2 separate regions of the Homo sapiens genome follow, and region 1 is linked to region 2. A link is a contact called in ENCODE Hi-C or POLR2A ChIA-PET data. All regions are on one chromosome and are shown on one strand. Each heading gives the region's core, a stretch centred on a gene start or an enhancer-like site at or near the end of the contact. The rest is flanking DNA. Distances are from core to core; before and after follow the strand shown. Region 1 overlaps FOXK2 (forkhead box K2). Region 2 holds the start of LINC01970 (long intergenic non-protein coding RNA 1970).

What was found. A loop is a pair of places that touch in the nucleus more often than their neighbours do. ChIA-PET counts read pairs that join two places held with the same protein, here RNA polymerase II (POLR2A). Pooled maps may share reads with other maps.
Region 1: a loop to region 2 is called in a pooled map, with 3 times the contacts of the local background. The contact joins the enhancer-like site here to the promoter of LINC01970 in region 2. A Hi-C loop is called at or near these places in 6 of 50 pooled maps. POLR2A ChIA-PET finds 5 or more read pairs at or near these places in 2 of 52 experiments (IMR-90 and activated CD4-positive, alpha-beta memory T cell).

What each region holds. Positions count from the first base shown.
Region 1 is chr17:82,590,587-82,596,138 of GRCh38, reverse strand. The region is part of intron 8 of FOXK2 (forkhead box K2); the gene reads right to left. Among named protein-coding and RNA genes, the nearest start is that of FOXK2-AS1, 4.9 kb to the right of the region's middle. RefSeq lists silencers at 2,739-2,939, 4,052-4,346. Within about 2 kb of position 3,103, at least 38 of the 41 ENCODE cell types and tissues checked have a DNase peak (open chromatin) inside an H3K27ac peak, as active enhancers do; they include IMR-90, where a contact is called at or near this core.
Region 2 is chr17:82,289,721-82,295,956 of GRCh38, reverse strand. It overlaps LINC01970 (long intergenic non-protein coding RNA 1970), which reads left to right and starts at 3,143. Exons shown (of 2, transcript NR_135639.1): 1 at 3,143-3,434; 2 at 4,394-5,911. RefSeq lists an enhancer at 2,342-2,451 and silencers at 3,208-3,457, 3,498-3,547.

The sequences.
Region 1 (5,552 bases), core at 1,854-4,353, 300 kb before region 2:
TGCAATCGCGGTCGCAGTCTGTGGCCGCAGGTGTGGCCTCAACCGACTCTAATGTGTCTACAAAAAATGTGCAGACAGCCGGGGCCACTGCGGTAGGCCAGAGATGCACAGACGCGCAGTGTGACTCTGGTTTCCAGTGGCCTTTCTCCTACGCTGACTCGGAACAGCATCCACGCTGTAGGTGTCTCTGGACAACCTTCCACCTGTCGTTTCTCATCCCAGGTTCCGGGCTGCCGGAAAAGGCTTTGCTCTTGTCTCCAGAAGCACCTGCTGGTCTGTCTGGATGGGGCCTGCTGTGTCAACTGAGGCAACTCCAGTCTGAGCTGGCACATGGGGGCCTTCTGAGGCCAAGGGGCCCTGGGGAGAGGAGTGGGAAAGGACCCCAAGTCACAGGAGCCAGGTGCACTTTTAGGGCCCAGGGAATAGTGACACAGGCTTAATAACAGGGACCGACCCCACTGTTAGAGCTTTCAACGAAGAAAAACCGTGACCACATGTATAGCACTCTGTCCTCTCCAGTTCAAACACAAGGAGAAGGCTGGGCGCGGTGGCTCACACCTGTAGTCCCAGCATTTGGGGAGGCAGAGGCGAGAGAATCACTTGAACCTAGGAGTTTGAGACCAGCCTGAGCAGCACGGTAAGACCCCATCTCTACAAAAGAAAAAAAATATTAGCTGGACATGTTTGTACGTGCCTGTAGTCCTGGCTACTCAGGAGGCTGAGGCAGGAGAATCACTTGAGCCCACGAGTTCAAGGCTGCACTGAGCTGTGATCACGCCACTGCACTCCAGTCTGAGTGACAGACCCTTTCTCAAAAAACAAGACAAAAGCCGTAGAACCTGAAAACCAGGCAAGACAGGCCACTTACCTTGTGACACCTCCACTATTACCTGTCACAAGGAAAGGACGACCTAATGGGAATCTGTTTACAGAGCTGTACAAAGTCTTAGAGAAACAAGCAAATTACCCCTGCCCCACGGCACACCAAACCCTGCTGCATCCCACGTTGCCCCCATGGTTAGAACTTGCCTATCCACAAAATGCTGTCAAAGACAATGTATGCCGGCTTGCGTTTCTATTCCTCCATTTACTTACTATGTGGAGAGGGTCTCACCCTGTCTCCCAGGATGGAGTGCAGTGGGGCGATCACGGTTCACTGCAGCCTCAACCTCCCTGGCTCAAACGATCTCCCTGCCTTAGCCTCTTGGTGGCTGGGACTACAGGTGCTGCCGCCACAGCCACTTTTGTGATTTTTTGTAGACACAGAGATTCACCATGTTGTCCAGGCTGGTCTTGAACTCCTGGGCACAAGCAGTCTGCCCACCCTGGTCTTCCAAAGTGCTGGGATTGCAGGCGTGAGCCACGGCGCCCAGCTGTTCCTACTCCTTTAGGGAAAGAACTAAGTTCCTCTGCGAGTCCATCTACAGAGACGGGCTCCGCTGCTGCCTACTCCAATCTGCAGACACTCACAAGGGGACGTTCCCCACCCTGAGGGTCCTCACTGATTCAGAGGGCGGCTTTTGGAAAGATGACTGCGGAGATGCATTCACATTTTTGGCCTTCCATGCACACTAATCCTCCCCACATAAATTCCAATATTTTCAAACTGAAGTGTCTGGAGCATTTTTTTTTTTTTTTTTTTTGAGACAGTCTCGCTCTGTCGCCCAGGCGGGAGTGCAGTGGCGCGATCTCAGCTCACTGCAAGCTCCACCTCCCGGGTTCATGCCATTCTCCTGCCTCAGCCTCCCGAATAGCTGGGACTACAGGCGCCCGCCACCATGTCCAGCTAATTTTTTGTATTTTTGGTGGAGACAGGGTTTCACCGTGTTAGCCAGGATGGTCTCAATCTCCTGACCTCGTGATCCGCCCGCCTCGGCCTCCCAAAGTGCTGGGATGACAGGTGTGAGCCGCCGTGCCCGGCCTGTCTAGAGCATTTCTTAGCGGCCAACTTTTACTCCACAGGCAACCTACGTCATAACACTTGACAACACCCCAGTTGTGGGCTGTGTGGGTACTACACGCAGCAAGCCCCTCCGAGACCTCCAGGAAGCATCAGAAGACCCTATACTGTGGACAGAGACGCCGGAGCAGCTCAGACACGAGAGCAGCTGCTCCACTGCCACCGCCACAGCGATGATGGGTGCGGCTCCCGCAGAACACAGGCCCCGACCCGAGGCCTCGCACCTCCTCGTCCGCGTGGCCTGATCCCGCTGCTCTGGGGCTGTCAATCCAGTGGCGGCAGCTGCTGCTCTGCCTGGAAAGGCTCCGCTTTGAGGCTGGGTGTGAAAGACGTCCAGGGACCCTCAGACGTCACTGCCGTTTTACATGCTCACAACGCAACACCCATCGTCACTGTGGGACCAGCTAGGGATACCCACATCATCAAATCCTCACCCCAAATCTGGCTGCCAGATCCCCACCGAGGCACGCGTGAGCACCTGGCGGCCACAAGGGACCCGCAGCCTCAGCCCGGCTCCCCTGTGTCCTGCTCTGTGCCGATGCACTGCTCCCTCTGCAAGGGTCCTTGTGAGGGACATGGGACCGTAATTCCTCTGTGGGGCCGGGAGCCAGAAGGCTCGGAAGGCCCACACTCTCCCAGGTATGTGGCCTGCAGGCGTGGGGCTATAGCCGTCCAGCCAGCTGATCCTGGCACAGGCACCCGCACAGCACGCGGTGAACAGGGCTGGGCTCCGCCAGGGGGGCGCGGGGCTTCATCTACCTTCCTCTGTGCCTATCGCTCTCCTTTCCTTCCTTCCTCTTTCCCTCCCTCCCTCCCTCCCTCCTTCCTTCCTTCCAGAAACTGCTGCGTACCCTTTCAGAATAAGAGCCTGTGCCCGGTACAGGGAGACCTTCACAGGGTCTGCTTTCAGAATAAGAGCCTCTGCCTGGCACAGGGAGACCTTCACTGGGTCTGCTTTCAGAATAAGAGCCTCTGCCTGGCACAGGGAGACCTTCACTGGGTCTGCTTTCAGAATAAGAGCCTGTGCCCGGTGCAGGGAGACCTTCACGGGGTCTGCTTTCAGAATAAGAGCCTGTGCCCGGCGCAGGGAGACCTTCACTGGGTCTTTCAGAATAAGAGCCTGTGCCCGGTACAGGAAGACCTTCACGGGGTCTGCTTTCAGAATAAGAGCCTCTGCCCGGTACAGGGAGACCTTCACTGGGTCTGCTTTCAGAATAAGAGCCTGTGCCCGGCGCAGGGAGACCTTCACAGGGTCTACTTTCAGAATAAGAGCCTGTGCCCGGCACAGGGAGACCTTCACGGGGTCTGCTTTCAGAATAAGAGCCTGTGCCTGGCACAGGGAGACCTTCACAGGGTCTCCCTCTGCCAGCGCGAACTGGGCATTTCACTCTCACTGCGAAGCGTGCGCCCTCACACCAGGCGCCACAGCTGAGATGCAGAGAACCCCAGCCAGCTTGAGGAGATGCCCCAGGAAACACTGGAGTCAACAAATGATATTTGAGGACCACGTAACTGCTACACAAGGAAGAAGAGCAGAGTTAGGCAGGAGGGAGCAAACGATCAAGGCAGGAACAATGTTAACGAAAGAAGCGAAAGGCAGGGCCTGAGGAGAATGTCGCAGGGTGAAGCAGCAGCAAAGCCCAGGCTTCCCAGCAGGGCTGGTCAGGCAGGCCTGTCCAGACAGGGAGTGGCCCCGTGAAGGGCCTCATGAGGTTCCTCCACTGTGAGGCTTGAGCTGTGGCAACACCTTCCACTGACAGTGATCTGTGAACCCTTAAGAAGGTGACAGAAAGAAAACAAGAGGACACACATGTGAGCCCCATGAAGGACCAGGACAGTAGAGAGGCCGGAGGAGTCAATATGTGAGCCAAGAGATGCTCCAGGACCGCAGCTCAGCCCAGGAGCACACTGAGCAGGCGAGGCCCTGGCCAAACACAGCTCAGCCCCGAACTCCCAAATCAAAACGACAACACTGGCTGGGTATGCTGGCTCGTACCTGTAATCCCAGCACTTTGGGAGGCCAAGGCTAGAGGATCACCAGAGTCCAGGAGTTTGAAACCAGCCTGGGCAACATAGTGAGACCCTGTCTCTACAAAAAATACAAAAACTTAGCTGGATGTGGTGCTGCACACCTGTAGTCCCAGCTACTTGGGAGGCTGAGGCAGGAGGATGGCTTGAGACCAGTAGGTCGGGGCTGCAGTGAGTTGAGATCTCGGCACTGCACTCCAGCCTGGGTGACAGAGCAAGACAGTATCTCAAAACAACAGCAGCAAAGATGAAGTCATTGACAAAAACACAACCACAGTTGTGCCAGTAAACCAGAAACAGCGCCTGCAGCCCAGAGACAGGAGATGAGCTTTGGAAACAGGAAGCAGAAGGGCCTGTGGTGTGGACGGCGGCACCCGCAGCCCTGAGGCAGGGGTCTCCCAAAGCGAGCTCTGAGGGTGCTTGTACACAGCACGTGTGATGGGAGGAAGTGAATATGCAAGAGCTTGGGCGCCTGGACTCTTCCCACATCTCCCTGCCAGGGAGACTTGGGAGCGTTTCCAGAAAATGCCAGGCTTTCCTTTCCATGTACTCAAAAAGGGGAGGCCTCAAGCCCTCCCCACACTCTGGAACAAGCTTGGAGCAGTTTCTTGGTGCCAGGCACATTTCTGGGGCTTCCCTTCCTGTAAGAGGAAGCCTCCCGGCTTCCATCTCCTCCAGGCCTTCTCCATGGGGCGGCAGCATGATGCACCCCAGCTCTGCACAGGGTTTGGGGCCCTGGAGCAGAGCAGGGGACACAGGAGCATTGGCAGGTGGGCAGGGTGTGGACAACGGCGACAACGGGACCAGGGGCCACCCTGGTGAACCTGACAGGCCAGGGATGGGCTCGCCTGTGTTTGAATGAGGCCTCCATGGAGACCCCTATGGAAGCAGGAATGAGGGTACACTCCAGCTGGAGCGACAACCCCAGAGTCACCTTCCAGGAAGACACTGGCAGCTCATGCCCTGCGCCTGCCCACGGAACTCACCTATCATCCCACCAAGCCACCTGCTGTCCTGCAAGGCCAGGGCTACAGTGCATGGCCGGAACATCCTGACCCCTCGTCCTGTCAGCCCCACCTCCCATCTGTCAGCACTGTCTTCACGACACACGCAGGGGCCAAGCCCTGAGCCCCGGGTCCCACAGCAGCTGGTGGCAGAGGCAGAACCGGCCCAGGCTGCCCTTGGGGCCAGGGTGAGGATGGAACCCCCTTAGGGCAGGCAGCCCAGCCTCGGCCTATCTGCTCGTGGTGCTGAGCCCTCTGGTACCCCTGGGAGAGTCTCAGGCAGCCTGTGCAGTCCCTCCCTGCACAGGACATTCTAACCCCATGCTTGGGTCAGAAAACTCGGCCACATCCACATAATTCCTCAGTAAAAATACTACATTTTCCTTGGGGTAATACACTACACTACAATTTAGTATAAACATAATTGCTTAATATAGTAGGAACCCAAAAATTTCATGTGACTGGCAGCTCTACTGCAATATTCATTTTTTTGCAGTGGTCTGGAACCAACCCTGCAATGTCTCTGAGTTACACCTACATGTCTGAAAAGGCCTGAAATC
Region 2 (6,236 bases), core at 1,894-4,393:
TTTACTCAGTGCAGGCACAATGCCGAAAACCTGGAGCCCACACAACCTGTAGGTAATTAACATTTATCGTTCCCCTTTCAGGGAACGTTGGACGGATGATCAAAGGTCAGTTCCTGGTCAACATAAGTAAACAAGCCTGTTTAAGATAAATTCCCCTACACTCCTTTGTACCAACTCCTTGCCCTCTGCCTCAGAGTTGTAGGACAGCTGCCTTCAGCTATTCTCCCCGGGAGCTCTGCAGAACCCTCCGCCCTTTCAGAAGGTTTGCGTCCTTTCCCTATAGTTTTTCACACCACTCTGACCTATCCCCCACAGAAAAAAACACATTTACACCTTAGAATACCATTGAACCTTTAAAAAGAAGGAAATCTTGTCATTGCTGACAACACGGATGAACCTGAAGGACATCACTGAGCCAGGCACAGAAAGACAAATCTGCATGATCCCACTGATATACATGTGGAGTGCAAAAAAGTGGAATTAGTAGGAGAGTAGAATGGTGGTTACCAGGCTGGGTAAGGGGGCTCACGTCTGTAATCCCAGCACTTCGGGAGGCTGAGGCGAGCGGATCACCTGCGGTCAGGAGTTCGAGACCAGCCTGGCCAACGTAGTGAAACCCCATCTCTACTAAAAGTACAAAAATTGGCCGGGCGTGCTGGTGCACACCTGTAATCCCAGCTACTCAGGAAGCTGAGGCAGGAGAATCACTGGAACCCAGGAGGTGGAGGTTGCAGCAAGCCAAGATCACGCCATTGCACTCCAGCCTGGGTGTCAAGAGTGAGACTCCGTCTCAAAAAAAATAAATAAAACGGCTACAACACATACACACACACACACACACACACACACACACACACACACACACACGCTGGCATTACCAAGTGCTGTGAGGATGTGGAGGAAATGGAAGACTCAGACTCCACTACTAATATGGAAGCAGCCAGTGGGGAAATCTGGCAACTTCTCATAAAACCAAACATACTCCTTTCCTTTGACCCATTCCTCAGTATCTGCCCAGAGAAATAAAAACATGTCCACACAAAGACTTCAAAAAGAAAGTCAACAGCAACTTTATTCGTGATCGCCAATAGCCAGACACAGCTCCAAGTGTCCATGAATACAGCAGATAAACACACCGGTGTGTTTACACTGGACTGCTTGGCAATCAAAAGAACAAACTCCTGAGACATGAAACAACACAGAAGAATCTCCAGAAACATGACGCTAAGGGAAAGACGCCTTACACAAGGACATGTACCCAATGATCCATTAGTATGAACTCTTAGAACAGGCGGAAGCATAGTGGAGAAATCAGCACAGGTGGCATGGTAGCAGTGGACATAGAATGGAAAGGGGCATAAGAGAATTTTCTGGGGTGAGGGACGTGTTCTATTTGTCTTGATGGCATCTTCGGTTACACTACTGTATTTGTTAAAACTCAGCAAAAGGAGGCTGGGCATGGTGGCTCACGCCTGTAATCCCAGTCCTTTCAGGAGGGTGAGGCAGGAGGATCGCTTGAGGCCAAGAATTTGAGGTTACAGTGAGCCATGATCACGCACTGCACTCCAGCCTGGGCCATAGAGCAAGTACTGCCTTTAAAACAAATAACCTCAGCCAATGTATAATTAAGTTTGTGCACTTCATTACAAACTTAACATTAAAAAACTACAAAAATCATATGCTAGTGGTATGCACGCTGTTTTGGCGGTGATGGATACTGACATTTGCAATTTAATACTGTAACTAACATCGTTTTACTACAACAGCGTAATAATATAACGAGCACCTGCAAGCCCCCCTCCAACAGCAAAACCAGGTATTTCCAGTGACTTAGATCTACTCGTGTGCTTATCCTGTCCCAGTCCCCAGAATGTGCAGCACGTTCTTGCCTTACGAGGATTCCCCCCATGCGTATATACCTAAGTCATATGTTTTATTTATTTATTTTGAGACGGAGTCTCGCTCTGTCTCCCAGGCTGGAGTGTAGTGGTGCAACCGCGGTTCACTGCAACCTCCGCCTCCCAGGTTCAAGCGGTTTTCCTGCCTCAGCCTCCCGAGTAGCTGGGATTACAGGCGCCCATCACGACGCCCGGCCTAAGTCATCCGTTTTACAGCTTCATGTTGATCTGCCTGACGAGATGGGCTGATGCAGGGACAGGCGAGGCCGTGAGCGCGCACACAGTCGCTTTCACCGCAGAATCCAGGCGGTGCTCATCGCAAAATCATTCCGACCTTGCCAGATGTTTGACGTTCTTCATTAAACAAAAACCCCTGAGCAGAACGCCAGGGGCCTGCGCGAAGGCGGGGTCGGGGGAGCTGTTTGGGTCTTTTTTATTTTTCATCCTGGTGACCAGCAATCTGGTCCGCGGTGCCCAAGTTCTCTGCAGCCGGCCTCAGGCCTGATCCAGGCGGTGCCCCGGGCGGGGCCCACAGCCCTGAACCCGCCCCTCCCTCCCCGCAGCCCCGCAGCCCGCGCCCTCCCCTCCCCTCCCCGCCCTCTCCTCCCCTCCCCTCCCCTTCCCTCCTTCCCCCACCCTCCCCTCCCCTCCTTCCCCCACCCTCCCCTCCCTCCCCCCGTCCCCTCCCTCCCCCCGTCCCCTCTCCTTCCCGCCCTCCTCTCCGCACCCTCTCTCCTCCCCGCCCTCCCCTCCCCGCGCCCTCCCCTCCCCGCGCCCTCCACTCCCCTGCCCGCGCCCTCTCTCCTCCCCGCCCTCCCCTCCCCTTGCCCTCCTCTTCCCTCCTCTTCCCTCCTTCCCTCCTCGCAGCCCCAAAACCCGCGACCCCTCTCCGACCCCTCCCGGCGCCCTCCCCTCCCCGCACCACCGCACCTTCCCATCTCCCACCCTTCCCAACGCCCGCCTCGGCAGGGATGCGGCCCTAAGACTTGCAGGAAGCGCGGGTTCGACCCCGGCGCCCTAGCAACCCCTGCCCTCGCCGCTCTAGAGAGCGGGTCTCCTGGCCGGGCCCTCCTGGGTCTCCGTAGCCGCGATCGCCAGACGCGGCGAGCGGAAGGGCCCAGCCCCGCCCTCTCCGGGCACATGACTCGGGCCTGGCCATTCACAGTGCAGCATCGTCCAGCCTTAGTGATTGGGCCATCGGAGAGCACGTGACAACAGCTAGGCCAATTAGAGCTAGGCCAATTAGAGACCACCCGTTTCTATTTATGGTGGAGCCGGCGATCGGCGTGCGGTTGGAAGTGGTGTCCCTGAGGCACCTGCTCGCCCTTTTCCTGCGCCTCCGCAACGTCGGCTGCGAATGAGTCTCCTAAAGGACGCCCGGGAGGATCGGAAACAGCCGAGTCCCGGCGCGGGCAGTGTCCTGCGCTCCTCCCCGGGGTCTGGCCGGGGTGGGCCCGAGGCCCCCGGGCCCCCGGTTACCGCCGCGGGCGCGTCTGCGTCCTGACCCGGAGGGACCCGCGGGCCGGGCCGTACCAGGTGGCGCTGGGGTTAGGGTTGCCGCCACGGAAGCCCAGCTCTGTGGACGCCTGCAGGGCGCCCTCACCGCCCGGGACGGGGGACCCAGCCCAGCCGCAGGGGAAGGACTGGGGCTCGCGGGGACGGAGGGCGGTTAGGATTGCTGGATACAACACGGAACGCCCAATTAACGTTTTTGTTTAACGTGTTTTTTGTAGAGATGGGGTCTCGCTATGTTGCCCAGGCTGGTCTTGAACTCCTGGCCTCAAGCGATCCTCCCGCCTCGGCCTCCAGAGTAGCTGGGACTAGAGGCCTGAGACAGCACGCCCGGCTCAGTTAAGATTTTAAAACAGATTTGTTGAAATATAATGCACTTACTGTGAAATTCACTTATTGAAAGCTTATGGCTTTGCCGTATATTCGGAGATGGGCGGCCATGCTCACTATCTCATGTGACACCGTTTCTGTTGCCCCAGAAAGAAACCCCGTGCCCATGAGCGTTCACTCCCCACCCTGCCCACGGCCCAGCAAATCTGCTTCAGCCCCTATAGATTTACCTCTACCGCGTTGGGCATGTACTAAAAATTGTTTATCTGAAGTACAGATTTATCGGCATCCCATATTTTTATTTGCTAATTCTGGCCATCCTAAAGGTGGCATCGCTCGCTCTGACCAAGGAAGCCTCAAGCAGGCAGGCACGAGAGTCCATCCCTAGCCCTGCCTGGCCCCTCAGAGCCCATCCCTGGCCCTGCCTGGCTCCTCAGAGCTGTCCCTGGCAGGCTCCGGGCTCAGGTGCGCTGCCAGGAGGGGGGCAGTGAGGGCTGTTTTAGGTATAACAATCCTGGATATTTCCTGAGTATCTTGTCCGAATGGTTCCTCTTTCTGTATTTTCTAGCTTCCTCTGTATATTTAAAAATGGTCTTATTGGTGTGTTTCTTCACGACATTTCAATTTTTTGTTATCATTTCCCACAATTTCAGTGATGCAAGATGGTCCTTTCTGAGCAGAGCTCCCCTCGCTCAGTGCTCCTTTGTTTCACGTAGAAGATCTTCTTGAGGGGACTGTGTGGCCAGTGCAGCCCAGGCCTCCCCACCCTGCACCGTTCAACAGAAGAGCAGCTGACGCAGGGGGCCCTCAACATGCTCACCCAAAAGTCAGCGAGATTCTGCACCGGCCCACTAGCCTTCCAATTGTAAACTAAAAATAAAATCTTGGCCAGGCACGGTGGCTCATGCCTGTAATCCCCGCACTTTGGGAGGCAGAGGCAGGTGGATCACCCTGAGGTCAGGGGTTCGAGACCAGCCTGGCCAACATGGCAAAACCCCGTCTCTACTAAAAATACATAAAAATTAGCCAGGCGTGGTGGCACACACCTGTAATTCCAGCTACTCGGGAGGCTGAGGCAGGAAAATCGCTTGAACCTGGGAGGCAGAGGTTGCAGTGACCTGAGATCGTGCCACTGCACTCCAGCCTGGGTGACAATGAGACTCCATCTCAAAAAAAAAAAAGAAAAAAAAATCCTAAGCCCCCCAACTACTGAAAAGACCCCTCTTGGCCAAGGGGTCCCAGAGACACCTTAAAAACTGAGTTTCCAGCCAGACGTGGTGGCTCACACCTGTAATCCCAGCATTTTGGGAGGCCAAGGCGGGTGGATCACCTGAGGTCAGGAGTTCGAGACCAGCCTGGCCAACATGGCAAAACCCCGTCTCTACTAAAAATACAAAAAAATTAGCCAGGTGTGGTGGTGGATGCTTGTAATTTCAGCGACTCTGGAGGCTGAGGCAGGAAAATTGCTTGAATCTGTTTCAGTGAGCCAAGATCGTACCACTGCACTCCAGCCTGGGCAACAGAGTGAGACTCCATCTCAAAAAAAAAAGCCAAAAAACTGAGTTTCCAGCCGTGACGGGATGGTAGGTCAGAGGCACCTCATTCTACCCCCTCCCTTGTGTGGTTTAGACAGAATTGACCGGTGTTCATGTTAAAATAGAGATCATAAGACTAAGAACAGGCTCTGTGGCAATAAAATACCAAATTATAAACAGGACCTCAGGCCAGGCCTGGTGAAAGTAAGTCGTGCATCCCTGCACGTGAAGAATCAACTCTGTTCTAAAGGCCGCAGGTTTCTCTTTTTCTGTAGCAGCTAAACAAGCACTAGCCTCAAGATAAGCAGCATTGAAACAACCGCAGCTCCTCCCCCTGCCGACCCTGGCCCCACACCCCTGCTCCACCAGCCGTAACTAGAGCTTTCCTTGGACAAGAGACTCGTTTCAGTAACTTTTCCCTGATAAGAGACCCTGACCATAGACGGGTTCTGGCTGGTTTACAGAGATTGCACCCTCATGTGCCTTCATGTCCTGAAAGTACTTTTTGAGGTATACCACCTAATTGTAATACGCTTACATGCTGCCTTCACCCCAAGGTGAACATGGGTCATATGTAACATGCATGTTTATCCAGCACACGTGTCCGAATAAACATGCATGTATATTCGCAACGCCTCCTGTAACTTGTTGAGTATGTATACCTGACCAACCCATTCGGCTTACATTCCTGTCTCACCGCACCCTCCCTCCAAGTACCTGTCTCTGGCCTTAGGCTGGAGGCCACACTTCCTAGCCTGTCAGAATGGCCACCTTACAGGCTATAAGACTTTATAAGAAGTAAAGTCTCCTTTCTGAGTGTATAGATCTTGTGATTTTTAACTTAACACAATCCACAGCCGGTTTCCTTCTTTTTTATTTTTATTTATTTTTTTTGAGATGGAGTCTTGCTGTGTCCCCAAGGCTGGAGTGTAGTGGCGCGATCTCTGCTCACCACAACCTT